Regions from separate parts of the Homo sapiens genome. Here region 1 is linked to region 2. The links are chromatin loops, found by intact Hi-C in ENCODE. Cell type or tissue: B cell. All regions are shown on one strand. Links, peaks and the distances in the headings refer to the core of each region. The heading gives the core; the rest is flanking DNA. Region 1 has its middle 260 kb from the start of SORCS1. Region 2 has its middle 390 kb from the start of SORCS1.

Region 1 (8,347 bases), core at 49-8,048, 130 kb before region 2:
TGGAATCTCCTATTCTTTTAACCAAGGCTTACCCGTGTTACTGTTACTTGATTTGGTCAATGGGATGTATAAAAAATGCTTCTCAGTCTCAGAAAGAAGCATGCAATGTGCATGTCAATGGACTTTGCCATCTCTTGATATTATTGGGAGCCCTGCAATATATGTTTACATAAGTCAGAATAGTATTAATTCTTTGGGCAGGAGTGTGTGTATTGATTTGGAAGTGGCATGAAGGAGCACTCTGGAACTATTCCATATCATTATCTGGGTGGTAGTTAAACAGGTATGTGCATATGTAAAAACTAATTGAGCTGAAAAATTAAGGACTTACACTTATGCATATTGTCCCTGTTTATATACACACATGTGCACACATGCACATGCACACACACACATAACCAAGGGGCAATGGCTCATGAGTTATAAAAAAATTGCATGAGTATAGTATCACAGGAGCTAGGGATAATCATGTTCAGCTATGATGAATGTGGTCAAAAGATTGAGTAAGATGAAAATAGTAAGTTTGTACTGGATCAAGCAATGTGGGGGTTGTTGATATACTTGGTGAGAACAGTTTTCATGGAAATAGTTGGGGAGAGATCCCATTTTGGAGTAGGTTTAACAGTGAATAGGCGGTGAGAAATTTGAGATGGTATCACATCTAAATAACTCTCTTAAATACTTTGTTAAAAGTAACAAACAAATGGATTGGTGATAAAAGTTAATTTGGGAGAGAGTGTTTTAAGTTTAGGGATACTAACATATGCTTGTATATAGATAAGAAGGATCTAGAAGACAAGACAAAGTTGAGATAGCAGAAGAGGGGAAGGATAAATGAAGGAGAAACATTTATTTTATTTTATTTTTTATAGCCATTTATAGTCTTACCAAGGAGAAGCATCGAAAAAATTTAGAATTTTAAAATAAAATTACTACTCTACTATATTTTCATTGGCAACCTGCTCCATTAGTAGGAACGTAATATATGTGAGGTGTTATCATTTCTATTAGTCCTAATCTACGCTTTACTGGATGAGCGACCTAGACTCAGCTAATCCCTCCTTAATCCCTAACTGTAAAGGAAGAGTCTTAACATAAGAATCTGTTAATTCTGTGACAGTTACAAATTCTAGGGTTTTTTTTTTTTTATTTCATCTTGATCACTTCTGTTCTATAACATGCAGCCACAGTTTTCTTACAAAGATCACAAAAGATTACAGACAGAAAATATCCCATTGGCCAAATCAAGTAACACACAAGCCTGGATTAAAATCTTAAGAGACTCTACTTCTTATTGAGAGGAGCTGCAAAGTCACATTACAAAGAAATGTTCCCACTTTTGCTAAATAGAGAGCGAGACAGAGAGAGGGAGAGAGATTTGTCTGTGTATCTTCTCCCCACTAACCTCCACTCCAACAGTGAGTCACATTACATTATGATGGCAGGAACCAAGCCAGTGTTGTTCATCAGTTGGTTTCTAGTGCCTCATCCACTGACTGTGACAGATATTAATGAATACTTTTGTTGAAGGAATGAATAACTGATTGATATGTAAGACTTCATACATAACACTTGATATGTATTAATACATGGATATGTAAGATTTGATATGATAACACTTTGTGCGTAAAAAATAACAGAGAAACTGATTGGTAATAAAAGTTAATCCAGGAGAGAGTATTTTAAGATTAGGGATACTAACATAGACTTGTATATTGGTAAGAAAGATTCAGGAGACAAGACAAATTTGAGATAGCAGAAGAGAGGAAGGACGAATGAAGAAGAGACATTTACCAATTGAGAATTTTCTGAAAAAGTTACCATTATATTGTTATTGGCTACTTGCCCCATTAGTAGGAATTTAATACATGTGAGGTGTTAATATTTTTATTAGTCCTGATCTACCTTTTTAGTGGCTGGGGGACCTGGACTCAGTGAACTGCTTTGTAACTTCTAACTGCAAAGGAAGAGCTTTGACATCAAGATCTCTTAATTCTATGACAGAGTTACAAACTCAAATTTCTTATTTCATCTTGATCACTTCTGTTCTGTAACATGCAGCCACAGTTTTCTTATAAAGGCTATAAAAGAATAGAGACAGAAAATAGGCTGAAAAGCTCCCCCCGGAAATCTAAGATTTATCAGTAGAGTTGTCTTCGGGTAGACTTGTCTTTAAAATTCCCCAAAAGGCCCTTGTGACTGTTCAAGTTTTAATCTCTCTCTTTCATTTCCACAAAACAAGTACATTTCCTCCTTCCACTGTGAAATTGTCTTGTCACTTGTGACATTAATGTAGAGGAGAAATCCTTTAAAGGCAGCCTTTGCTTCTCTTGATCTTGCAGCATGCCTCAGCCAAGGCATCCTCAAGTGCATACACAGCTAGAGGGGAGAGTATGGGCTTTGCTTTCTGCATTTCAAGGAGAGTGGGAGGAGAAAGTGGGGAAGACCGCTGGCCAAGATCCCTATATCTTTTCATTTCATACTACTTTCTCTGACCTAGACCAAAGATTATTAAGGTTGAAAGGGACATTGGGGAATCATCTAATCTACCTCCCACCCCCAATCCTTTTACAGATGAAGAAATCGAGTAGTAAGGTGATTTGCCTAGGACTTCAGTTAGATATTAACAGAGAGTGTCTCCAAGTCCCTCTCCTGTGCCTTGCTATTCATTCATCGAAAAGTTTGCTTCAGGTGGGCTGGGCTATGATGAACTCCATGTGGTTTTAGTGAATGATTCCTAAACCTGAGTGATCATCAGACTTAGCTGTAAATATTTTAAATACTTTAAAAACCTACAGGCTGCCAGATCCCATTCCACACGGTGTGATATCTAAATCTGTGCTAGTGTTTTTGTCTCAGAATCTGTAATTGAGCAGAGAAGAGTTAACATAACAAGTCTGATCTTTAGAAGGATCTTCTTCTATGCTGGTTCTTTGCTGGTATCTTAGTACTTAGATGCTATAAAGTTCTCTAAGTGATAAGAATATATGCCTGCTTGGGGCATTGATCACCTGATATTCTTCTGGGAGTCTGGAGTTTTGATATTTATTACTGATCATTGTGTCTATGTAACCCATCCCCAATAAAAATCCTGGACTCTGAGTTTCAAGTAAACTTCCTGGGGCATAAGAAGTACATGCGGGTTACTGCATTTCAGGACTGGAGGGAGGGTGTGCTCTGTGTAGCCCCTTTGGAGAGAGACTAGAAAGGGTGCTGGTGGATTTGGAAACTAGAAACTGCTTGATGTGTATTTTTGCCTTGTGGATCTGGCTATATCTTCTTACTGTGTCACTGCAATAAATCATAGTCATGAATAAAATTATATGCTGAGTCCCTTGGGTCCTCCTAGGGAAGCACTGAACTTATGGGTGGTCACTGGGCCGCTGAAACAAATTACGTCAGATACCGTGGCACAAACAGTGACAACAGTGTTGACGCAGAAAAATACAAATATCTTCTGATATGTCTTATGAGCAGCCAGTTTTGGAAACCTCTGGACAAAACCGTGTTACATAAAAATATGTAATAATGGGACTGTTGTATTCTGAGGAATCAAGGAAATGTTCTTTATTTATATCTGATAGACTTCTTAATAGTTTCAAAAGCAAAATTTTGATATTTCATCCCAAGTCATCTCGCTGATATCCTTTCTCTTTCAGTAAATGGCAATTTCTGTTTCCTATTCTTAATTTTCTCAGGCCAAAAACATTAAAGTCACTCTTGCTAGGTACAATGGCGTGGGCCTATAGTCTCAGCTACTCAGGAGGCTGAGGCCAGACGGTCCCAGGAGTTTGAGGCCAGCCTTGGTTACATAGCGAGATCCTGTCTCTAAAAAAACAAAAACAAAAACAAAGAGGCAAACAAAAAAATCACTCCTAATTCTCCCCTTCTTTTCATATCATATGTAAATCATGATTATTGTAGAGACTCAATTCTGATAACTTCATAATAACTCCACCTTTACAACTCCGGATTAAATTGTCGTCTCTCACCTGGAATGTTGCACTAGTGCCCACTCATCTCCTGCCACTTACCTCGTGGTCAGACTGCTTGCCTCATGCTAGCCCAATAAGCCATAGGTCACCTTATGTCACATCTATCCTCAAAAGATGCCAATGGCTTCCATCTCTGTCAAAGTAAAGTCTAAAATCCTTATCATGGCCTACAGGCTTCTTTATAGTTTAGTCCCAAGGACTGCTGTGTCTAATCTCTTCCCTCTCCATCACAGGCCTTCGCCTCCAGCTACACTGTCCTCCTTGCGGTTCTTAAGCTGACCAAACATGCTCTTGCCCCAGTTTCTTTGTAATTGTTGTTCCCTCGACCCACACTTTTCTCCCAAATGTCAGCCTGGCCCGTGTCCTCACTCTCCTCGGATCTCAGCTTTAATGTCACCCTATCAAGGAAAGCTTTCCTCAGAAGCCTAAGTAAAACCCTTCTTTACCTCCCCTTATCTGTTTTCTGACCTTACTTCATTTTTCTTCAAGGCATTCTGGAAGCCCTGAAATAGTTATGTGTGTTTGTCCATTTGAGTATTGACGTCTTTCTCTTGGAATTTGTTGTAAGCTCCATGAGCCGACACTTGGTTCTGTTCCCTGACTTATCCAGTGTCTAGGACAGTAACTGACTCTGGGAGGTAAGAAATATGCTGAATGAATAGATAAAGCAGTGATTGTGCAGGATGAATAGGAATTTAGGAAAAGGGGGTAGTGAAGGGAGAGCATGCTGAGATGGACTTCAGTGAGAAGTATGACGAAGAGAAGATGTGAGGTTGGTTACTTCAGAGACACGGACCGTGCAGGTGAGGCACTGACACATTCTGCAGTGGCTGCAGAGAAGTCTGACCCTCTTTGGTCCTTCTTTTGCTTTCACTTTGACATTCGTTGCAGTCAGAATGATTTCCTGAGTTCTCCATGTCAAGACTGTGCATGGACACAGTGGATTGACACAAATGATATGAAAACAGTTCTTTCCAGCCTGTTTTGCTTGAGGCCCTTGGTAAGCTTGAGAAGCCCTCCCTGCCAGGGCTGCTTCTATCGATGGAGCTAGATCACGGGGCTGCTCCTCTGGGGCCCTGCAGGGCTGCATTAATTAATAGGAGGAACGGCCTTTGACCTGCCAGAGCAAAACATGCCAAGAAAGTGTATGCCTCTTTCTTTCTTTCTTTTTTCTTTTTTTAATTTGATTTTTAAAAGAAGACTATGAATTTCAAATAAGCCAAGACTACAGAGGAATTTGCGAGGGATTAAAAAAAATCTCCAGCCCAGGACCCAAAAACTCTTCAGAGTTTGAACATTTGTTTGGAGGGGGGTAAAAGTGCTATGCATTTTAAAAGCAGAATTACAATAAATAGAGACTCTCTTTCTCCTTTCTCTCTCACATACACTCTCTCCGTCCCTCCCTCCCCAGATGCTTTAGGGAATAATAGGACAAGTAACGTTTCTATTACTGATAAAAATATATGTTTTATGCATACTCTGGAGAAATTTGCCAGCTGGTCTATTATGGCTAGAAGGGAGCTGCCATGGAAAATGATATTCCACTCAGGTTATTTGGATATTTGCATGTTTTGCAAGAAAGACAGATGCATAATTATGGAAAGGGGATTTGGAGCTAAAGTAGTAGGAGCAGGTATAAAAGTAGATGCATTTGAGATCACTTTTTCTTTCACTGTAGATACGACAGACTTTAAACTGGGTTAGACATTTATTCAGATACAGTTATGCTCCAGAAATCTGAAGTGAGAATAGCTTTCCTCCATGGCGTCTTGCCAGCCAACACTATGACCAACAACAAAACTCAATTACTGAGTAACTATTGCGCGTAAAAGAATCATAGGGTCACCCCAGTACCAAAGAGCAACACAGAGCAGTGGCTAAAAATGTGCTCTGAAGTCAGACCACTGAGATCAAGCAAGGCTCAATTCTATCATCTTACCAGATCACTATATTTGGACGACTGAGTTAACCTCTCTCTTCTTCTCTTCTGTCATAAGTTGAATTATTGAAATTATAAAATTATAAAACCTGAAAAGATTATCAGATTTTATAATTAGACAATGAAGGCCCAAAAAATGAACACTGTCATTATTTACTGTCTGGGGCACTAATTCTATAATAAATCAATCACAATGCCAAAAAATATTATTGTCGTTTTGAATTTAAATGCATTGTTCAGCAAATTTTTATCGAATTCTTTTTATCAAGAATACATTTTAGTTAACCCAAAATATACAAAATATTACTTCAAATTGTATTCAAGTTGCTTTTAGAAAAGCAACGCAGCATTGTGCATTATTTTTCTACAAAGTCTCCTAAATTCCGTGTGTATTTGACATTTGCAACACATCTCAATTCAGAAGAGCCGCGTTCAGAGGATTTGAAGGTTGGTGGCAGCTGTGTGGGACATATCAAATTCTTAAAATGTGCTAGACACTAGTCTATATGATGTGAATGACAAAAAAAAATGATGCTTCCTTCCTTTAAGGAGCAGGCAACATGGGTCAGACATTCAGTGCCCTCCTTTTTAGCTCTATTGAAAAATGAGCTAGACAGTCACACTACTGAGGAGTAAAACAACTGAATTCAACCCCCGCCAGGAACTGCAGCTTTGTACCCATTACAAATCTCTGCCCCTCCCTTCTCCTGCTCCAAGTCTCTGATAACCACTATTGTAACTTCACATTGGATTAGTTAATTGTTTATTAATTGTTTATTATCTAATTGAATGTGAGTAAACTTGAGTTTATTATCTAAACCCAAGTTAGACAGTAAGCCATAAATATATATTACTGACATCACAATCGCCTCCATTTATAATCAATTACTGAACAAATTGTACCAAACATGTGTACTTAAAATCCAAAGGAGAGAGACACTGATGTGATCGATGGAAGGACTACTGATGAGTAAAATCCCAAGTTAGATCTTATAGGATGAATGCATCTTTCCTGGATTAAAAGAAAGGAAAGGATATTGCAAACCTAGGAATAAACTGAGCAAGTTATGGCATTTGGAAAGGTAGGCCTATTTAATTGGCAGCGAGTAGGTCCTCTTGGCTGGAGCAGATTCATCTTGTTTAGATCAATAGAGGAGATAATAAGATTAACCTTATAGGTTAATGGTAGAATTTGGTTGTAGAAGGAAGTTTGAGGACAAAGAAGAATTTTCCAGTGAAGGACAGGTCTATCTAAGATTGCAGGGTCATCCTCAACACCAACATCGTCACAGGGAAGTCTTGAATTGCATGGACCATGAGTAGATAATGTCTGACATTTTTCTCATGTTTAGATTCTGTGGCTTACCTCTAGAAGGCCTGCCAAGGGGATAATGGGCTTTAATGATTTCATCACCAAATAACCATGAGTATGTTCCTCTCTCTGTTTAGTGGTGCATATGGTGAGTATATCGTGTGGATGGACAGAAAGGCTGCTAGATTCCCCCTCCAATATCACTTTCACCTGAATGGCTGTGAAGATTTAATGATTTAATTTCTATAGAAGTTCTTTGTAAATTGTCACAGGCAGTGTCAAATTGAGATTGAGGAGCATAGAATACAATTGACATTTTTGACTTACAATCAGTTGTGGCAACAAGGCAATAGACAGAGCTAGACTTTGACCTCCAGGACTCCTCTTTTCCATACCAGTGCCATGCATAACACTGCCTCCATTTTTAAGACAACTCTTCATTTTTTCTCTCTTTAGTGGCAAATACTGTGTAAGTAACTCCCCTTCTCTCAACTTCGCTATGAAGCAGATATTACTGCTACCACATTTCCCAGATGAGGAAAGTGATACTGAGATAAGACAGGTAAACAGCCCAAGGTCACACATCTTTAATGAGCAAAGGCAGGCCTTGACCCTAGCCCACCTCTGCGAGATGCTAAAATCTGGCTACAAAGTCTTGCTAAAGGATTTCTAAGCCTACGCCACACAGGCTTTGGAGTTAAAGGCTGCCTGCCTGCTGCTCCTTACTTGGGATTCAGGGTACCCAGGGCTCCCCACTATGGCTCTCTTGACCCCGATTTATCCCTGTGCCCCCTAAATGCCCTTTGCCTTTTCTTCTTAGTTAACTGTGTGCACCTTTGAAAATTTATATAACTATGTCTTCTTGTCACTAACAGAAAAGCTACAGCTATAAAATGGAACTTTCTGGAATGAATGGTTATATAATGATGCTCTGTGAAGGAAAAAGATATAACTTTCCTAAGGGTAGCTTTTGGTTTCGACCCATTTATGAAGTTCCCTCAGACAAGTATCTCAAATGCTTTGTACCTCAGTTTCTTCATTTATTAAAGAAGAAAACATTGGCTGCCTTCTCTGTTCAGGAGGGCTGATGGGAGGATGAAA
Region 2 (8,347 bases), core at 218-8,217:
GAATTCTGATCCAGAACAAAGCTTAGTCCTTTAATGCTTTACTCATCAATACCCCAACTGCATACTTAATTCACTCATTTTACATCAGTGAAGACTTAGAGATCATGAACAAAATATTACATATGGAAATCATACAGTAATCAACATCTTAGTCTTTATTAGACACTTTTCCTCCCGAAGGATGTTTCAGCACTCTACAGCTCAGTATCCAGGCCTAGTCTTCTCTTCTTTGCTAATTTCTCATTTTCTCCTCTAGTCAGCCTCCTTCTTTGTTCTAGACTCACCACTAGATGCTAATCAGGGAGTAATGTCGGGCGAGACCATTGCAGCTGTGCATCACCAGATCCTTGAAACCAGACAGACCCCCAAATTCTGGATTTCTGTGTGTGTATGTGCATCTGTGTGTTGTTGGATGTGTCAGTAAGGATCTCTCTGTTCAGAATAGACTGTGAGTTTTAGAAATTATGAACACAAGGTACCAGACATTCTAATATGCTATAATCCAAACCACATTTTCTAGATTTACTTTTACCTCCTGAATGGGATCAAAATCTATCATCAGATTGGCTTTACACCACTTACACACTTACAGAGTGACTTTACACCACTCCACCCACTGGCCACCTTTCTGAAGCTTGAATGTTTGTACAGCACCCCACCCCAGCATAAAATGGAGATAAAAAGGATTTGAAGTTACGACACATTGAAGTAACATGGATTATTGGAGCTTAAGTCATTTTTCCATATCTTAAACTGGTGTACAAATAGTCTGCTTTACGAAAACCCCCACACAAGGGATGTGAAGGACCTCTTTAAGGAGAACTACAAACCACTGCTCAATGAAATAAAAAAGGACACAAACAAATGGAAGAATATTCCATGCTCATGGATAGGAAGAATCAATATCGTGAAAATGGCTATACTGCCCAAAGTAATTTATAGATTCAATGCCATCCCCATCAAGCTACCAATGACTTTCTTCACATAATTGGAAAAATCTATTTTAAACTTCATATGGAACAAAAAAAGAGCCCGCATTACCAAGACAATCCTAAGCAAAAAGAACAAAGCTGAAGGCATCATGCTACCTGACTTCAAACTATACTACAAGGCTACACTAACCAAAACAGCATGGTACTGGTACCAAAACAGACATATAGACCAATGGAACAGCACAGAGCCCTCAGAAATAATGTTACACATCTACAACCATCTGATCTTTGACAAACCTGACAAAAACAAGAAATAGGGAAAGGATTTCCTATTTAATAAATGGTACTGGGAAAACTGGCTAGCCATATGTAGAAAGCTGAAACTGGATCCCTTCCTTACACAAAAATTAATTCAAGATGGATTAAAGACTTAAATGTTAGATCTAAAATCATAAAAACTCTAGAAGAAAGCCTAGGCAATATCATTCCAGACATAGGCATGGGCAAGGACTTCATGATTAAAACACCAAAAGCAATGGCAACAAAAGCCAAAATAGACAAATGAGATCTAACTAAACTAAAGAGCTTCTGCACAGCGAAAGAAACTACCATCAGAGTGAACAGGCAACCTACAGAATGGGAGAAAATGTTTGCAATCTATCCACCTGACAAAGAGCTAATATCCAGAATCTACAAAGACCTCAAACAAATTTACAAGAAAAAAACAACCCCATCAAAAAGTGGGCAAAGGATATGAACAGACACTTCTCAAAAGAAGACATCTATGCAGCCAACAGACACATGAAAAAACGCTCATCATCACTGGTCATCAGAGAAATGCAAATCAAAACCACAATGAGATACCAGCTCATGCCAGTTAGAATGGCAATCATTAAAAAGTCAGGAAACAACAGATGCTGGAGAGGATGTGGAGAAATAGGAACACTTTTACACTGTTGGTGGGAGTGTAAATTGGTTCCACCATTGTGGAAGACAGTGTGGTGATTCCTCAAGGATCTAGAACCAGAATTACCATTTGACTCAGCAATTCCATTACTGGGTATACACCCAAAGGACTATAAATCATGCTACTATAAAGACACATGCACACGTGTATTTATTACGGCGCTATTTGCAATAGCAAAGACTTGGAACCAACCCAAATGTCCATCAATGAGAGACTGGATTAAGAAAATGTGGCACATATACACCATAGAATACTATGCAGCCATAAAAAAGGATGAGTTCATGTCCTTTGCAGGGACATGGATGAAGCTGGAAACCATCATTTTCAGCAAACAATCACAAGGACAGAAAAACAAATGCTGCATGTTCTCACTCATAGGTGGGAATTGAACAATATCACTTGGACACAGGGCGGGGAACATCACACACCCGTCAGGGGATGGGGGCTGGGAGAAGGATAGCATTAGGAGAAATACCTAATGTAAATGATGAGTTGATGGGTGCGGCAAACCAACATGGCACATGTATACCTACGTATCAAAACAGCACGTTGTGCACATATACCCTAGAACTTAAAGTATAATAATAAAAAAAAAGTCCCCACACCAACTCCCTAAGCTTATACCACTGAGGAAGCTGAGGACTCTTTATTAGTGTCTTATAGGCACTGCTAAAATAATATATCATAAATAGGTTTAACAGTAGTCTAATCTATTACCCTGCTGGTGTTTGCCAAAAATAAAGGAAAGTAAACAAATGAAATAAAAACAAAATGAGCAAGTGAAGAAAAAAATCTATTTCATGCAGGTTATAACAAGATGTAATATATGTTTTCTCTTTACGAGAGTATTTGATGCTCTTTATATTAAAGATTACAACAATATGTTATGTGAATACGTAATAATGTAGCTATATTTCCAGTAATATAGAATAATTTTAGCACTTGTCTGTGCCAGGCATTTTCCTAAGCATTCATATAAATTACTTCATCTAATTTCACCATTCAATGAAATAGATATTCTCATCATCCCTATGTTTCAGATAAAGAATCTAAGGCTCAGAGAGATTAGGTTAATAACAAAAAGTCATCAAACTAAAATGTGCACAACTGAGATTTAAAAACGTAGATCTGAATGAATATGGAGTCTACTTTTAACATTCCTAAAATTCAGTTTGCATAAAAAATTCATGAAGACAGCTATTGCATAAACATGGCCCAGTGAATTAGTAAATGGGGCTAATATATGGATTATAGGGTCAAACAAAGCTAGGGAGTATGTTTCCAGGTAGCACATCAATTTCTGTAAATCCTTGAGAACATTGGGTACTCATAGACAGGATGAGTTCTTAATCTAAAATGAAGAAATAACGGGTGATCAATACTTATATACTTCTTGATTAGACCTAATCTTCAGCAATATCCTACCCCGAATTTCACCTCCAACAACACTACTTTTGTGGGGAAGCTGTTAATATATAAAAGTCCATCTGTTCACTTGAGAATAAAGGACCACTCTGCTCCTAATCCAATGTCTGTTGCTTTTACAACTTTGAATACAACATCAGAGGTTAGCTTTGATATTTCCTCAAGTCTTTCTGGCATTTCTAGTGAAAGAGAGAACCTAAAACGGAGTGTAATAAACTTTATTACCCATCTGCATCTCAAATGCAATATACATTAACTAGGATGCACATGGATTTCCAAGTGTGATTGTATTTTCTAGTGTGCCTCTCTGGGAGGGAAACTGTCTCAATCACCAATAGACCATATCTAAAAACTAACAGGTTACTTTGTTGTGACCAACTCTCATTTCCCAAAGTCTCCACCCAACATGGACCCTATTCTGTTGCATCAGTTGGGTGAACATTCTCCCGTTTTTGTATTTTCTTTGCAGCATGGACATTGGGTGTGAGCGCGTTTTTTGGAAAAAAAAAATTCAGTGTTCCATTAATGAGATAATGTATTTATTTATTATGACAATAAACACAGCTGCAAAATGGACCATAAAGAAATAGACGACTTGCAGATTTCTGTGCCCAACCTGTCAACTGTAATTGAGAAATAAATTAAATGATCCATCTGCTTTGCATCATCTACTCCTTTATTTTTGTCAGTATCCATGGTTTTAAAAACTAATTACTCACTAAAAAAATCCATATAGAATTTGAATGACTTTGTAACGCAATTTTGCCATCCCCCAACATACTGTGCTTCTTTCTAATACATTCAAATCCAATAACTATGATGAACTCTTTCTTTTATTAATAGTTTTCACTTAATCATGCCAATACTATTGCATTTTCTCTTTATTAGTGTCTTATAGGCACTGCTAAAATAATATATAATAGGTTTAACAGTAATCTAATCTATTACCTTGGTGGTGTTTGCCAAAAATAAAGGAAAGTAAACCAATGAAATAAAAACAAAATGAGCAAGTGAACAAAAAAACCTATTTCATGCAGGTTATCACACAAGATTCAATCTGCTTTCTAATAGTATTCAGAGGTGAGGGTTAAAATAGCCAACTGCAACTGGAACTAATTAACTATGATTGTACCATTTTTTAAAAACTTCATTGTTATAATTATCTCACTGAGAAACCACACATCAGAGCTGGGAAAGCAGCAATAACTTCTGCTTCTCACATGCTTTCATGTTCATGCTTCTCTGCTCCAGAACTTTCGTTTGTTTTCTTAAACCCCCAGGGACATCCCTGTGACAGCCCTATTAAAATATTTGCAGCATTTGCTGTGAGGTCTGGTGAGAAGACAGAAATATAAAGTGCTCTTTCAAAATGTATTTATTGATATCTTTTTTTTTTATGACAAATGAATTCCTTGTTAACCGTTAAAGAAAAAGAAATGGAAAATATAGAAAATCAAAAAGAAAAAAGTAGAAATCATATATACACTATCCCAGCAAATATAACCACTGCTCACATTTTGTTGCCTATTCTAACAGCATTTATCTATTTATTTGTACAGAAATTTTAAAAACAAAGTTGAGATACTATGAGGCTGTTTTCTAACTTATTTTTCTCAATTAATAAGATAGTTTTCATGTCTATATTGATTCACAACATCATGTTAATGGTCACGTAGATACGAATTATGTTGTCAGCTTTCTATTGCTGTATACTTTGGCTATGTGAGCATTGCCAGTATTTGGTTCTGTTTCTTTCTGATTACTCTCCTAAAGTTTAGTAAAAGGATTGCTATTATACTTCCCTGTAAAATGAAGATGCTTTAACCCATTTGTTAGAGATTCAGTGGCTTAGTAACATGAATTATTCTACCCACTCTTAGAAGTTACTTTTTTAAAATAATGGGAAAGATGAAAAGCAGATATTGTTAAGAGTTTGGGGTCAAATGCTTTATTCATGTTTTCTGCCTCTTCATTTCCTATTGTCATACAAGCCAACCTCCCTGCCAGGACAGGGTCTTGAGACTTCTATGATGGTGCTCACTGTGGGGCATATAAGGGTTCAGGAAGTAAAGCCCCTTTCTATATACCATATACCACTGTGCATCTTCCTCTCTGTAGCTGTCTCTTCACACAGTGTGAAGTTCAACCACAAGCGTTTTTATATTGCCTATAATTAGATGGCTTGGGAGAAAAAAAAAAGCCTTATAACATAGAGTTTAGTTTCATTTCTGAGGATAACAGTAGAGAGGTTATATTTTTGAGACATCTTTTTTCTAATTTCTTTCTCTTTCTTCCCTCTCTCTCTCCTCCCAACCCCCTCTGTGTGTCTTTTTATATCTCAGCATAGTGCTTGCCAAGATACAAATGCTAGACAAGACAGTAGATTTGATTATTTCCCACAGTGGTTAATAACCTTCTGTGCAGAGGGTCAAGAAGGCACATGCACTCTTCGCTTGCCAAATAAGCCTGATCAATAATATCCATTTTTTTTGCTAGTTAATATGTTTCTTCTTTTTTTAAAAAAAATTCCTCCTTTTCCCTGTCTTACTTTCTCATTTTTCTGGTTTATTTATTTCCAAAGAGACTAATTGCATTCAGGTCCTTGTCTTTGGACCTGTTTCTTGGGAACCCAATCTAAGAGGACTCCTTGAGTCAAACTCTGCTCATTACTCTCCACTGCTGCAGAGTGAAACCCATGCTTCTTAGCTCTTATAGCTAAGATCTGTGATCTGCACCATTTCTCATGTCTGTGCCCAGCCCACCCTACAGTGCACCCATTTCTTTAAAAGTCAGATTGAGCCCCTGTTGTTCCCATGGCCTCCCTATATTACCAACCCTGCTCTTAGAGTTCTTCTATTACTTCAGCTTGGTAGGTCCTGTAACAGAGCTTTCCTCTCATAAGTTATGTGATTTGGGGCAAGTAACTTAACTTCATTTTGGTCTCCTTTTAGCCATTTGTTGTAATAGGAAAATAGTAGTCCCTACCTTATGACACATTTGTGACAATTAAAAGAATTCATAAAGCACTTATCAAAAGTGTCCTTCCTCTTAGGAAGTACTCAGAACATGTCAGCTTTTGTTACACCAGCCCCCAACCATCCAATCCTTTAAATTCAACTTCAACTTCAACCATCTCCTTCAGGAAACCTTCCTTGTGCCCTCAGCTGGATTTGAACATTCTCTCTCCTGACTTCACATTTTCTTGATATTTCTCCATTGGCATTCATTTTTACAAAGCATTTTAATTAAACATATTACTTTTCCTAACTAGACTATATAAGGCTAAAGAAGCTATCTCTTTCTTTCTGTTAGGGTTGGTTGAATAACACCCCTCTCCATAAAAATAGATGTCTACTTTCTTTCTTTCTTTCTTTTTTTTTTTTTTTTTTTTTTACTTTAAGTTCCAGGATGCATGTGCAGAACGTGCAGGTTTGTTACATAGGTATATGTGTGCCATGGTGATTTGCTATGCCTATCAACTGGTCACCTAGGTTCTAAGCTCCACATGCATTAGCTATTTGTCCTGATGCTCTCCCTCCCCTCGCCATCCCCATCCCCGCCGGTAGGCCGTGATGTGTGTTGTTCTCCTCCCTGTGTTCATGTATTTGGAATGTTCAACTCTCACTTATAAGTGAGAACATGCGGTGTTTGGTTTTCTGTTCCTGTGTTAGTTCACTGAAGATAATGGCTTCCAGCTTCATCCATGTCCCTGCAAAGGACATGATCTCATATCTTGTTGTGGCTGCATAGTATTCTGTGATGTATATTACAGGACACATATCCAGTCTGTCATAGATGGATATTTGGATTGGTTCCACATCTTTGCTATTGTGTGAATAGTGCTGTAATAAACATAAGTGTGAATGTATCTTTATTATAGAATTATTTATATTCCTTTGGGTATATACCCAGTAATGGGGTTGCTGGGTCAAATGGTATTTCTGGTTCTAGATCCTTGAGGAATCGCCACACTGTCTTCCACAATGATTGAACTAATTTACATTTCCACCGACAATGTAAAATTGTTCTTATTTCTCCACAGCCTCACCAGCATCTGCTGTTTCTTGACTTTTTAATAATTGCCATTCAGACTGGCATGAGATGGTATCGCATTATGGTTTTGATTTGCATTTCTCTAATGATTAGTGATGTTGAGCTTTTTAGAATATGTTTGTTGAATGCATAAATATCTTCTTTTGAGAAAGTGTCTGTTCATATCCTTTGCCCACTTTTTGATGGGGTTGTTTGTTTTATTCTTGTAAATTTGTTTAAGTTCCTTATAAATTCTGGAAATTAGACCTTTGTCAGATGGGTAGATTGCAAAAATTTTCTCCCATTCTGTAGGTTGCCTGTTCACTCTGATGATAATTTCTTTTGCTGTGCAGAAGCTCTTTAGCTTAGTTATATTTCATTTGTCAATTTTGGCTTTTGTTGCAATTGCTTTTGGTGTCTTTGTCATGAAGTCGTTGTCCATGTCTATGTCCTGAATGGTACTGCCTAGGTTTTCTTCTAAGGTTTATATGGCTTGGGGTTTTATATTTAGGTAAAAGATGTCTACTTTCTAATTCTCAGAAACTATGCTAGTTACCTTATATGAAAAAAATTGATTTTGCAGATACTATTAAAGATCTTGACATGGGAAGACCATTCTGGATTATCCAGTTTGATCTGGCATAATTATAAGCAACTTTATAAACAGGTGTCAGGAGATCAGAGTAAGTAGTAGGAGACTAATGACAAAAGCAAGAGATTGGAGAAATGCAGCCATAAACCAAGAAATGACAACAGCCTCTTGAAGTAAAAAGGCAAGAAATACTTTCTCCCCAAAGCCCCCAAAATGAACGGAACTTGCTGAAACCTTGACTTTATACGAGTAAAACTCATGTCAGACTTCTAGCCTGGAAGTATAAGAAAATTAATTTGTCTTATTTTAAGCCATTAAGTTTATGGTAATTTGTTATAGCAATGGCAAGAAACTAATACACCACTGATATGGTCTGGCTCTGTGTCCCCACTCAAATCT

Evidence for each region. Hi-C counts contacts between places; a loop is a spot of excess contacts. Peaks named below come from ENCODE experiments on the same cell type or tissue, not always from the same donor. Only the 100,000 strongest peaks of a DNase experiment are listed, where the experiment ranks them.
Region 1: it touches region 2 in a loop (2.7-fold over the local background); 2 of 110 quality-filtered maps call a loop at or near these places.

What each region holds. Positions count from the first base shown.
Region 1 is chr10:107,421,430-107,429,776 of GRCh38, forward strand. No RefSeq gene overlaps it. Among named protein-coding and RNA genes, the nearest start is that of SORCS1, 260 kb to the left of the region's middle. In B cell, for the core only: no CTCF peak of the experiment used is centred there; no DNase peak of the experiment used is centred there; H3K4me3 peaks cover 714 bases.
Region 2 is chr10:107,549,129-107,557,475 of GRCh38, forward strand. No RefSeq gene overlaps it. Among named protein-coding and RNA genes, the nearest start is that of SORCS1, 390 kb to the left of the region's middle. In B cell, for the core only: no CTCF peak of the experiment used is centred there; a DNase peak (open chromatin) is centred at 4,593; H3K27ac peaks cover 977 bases.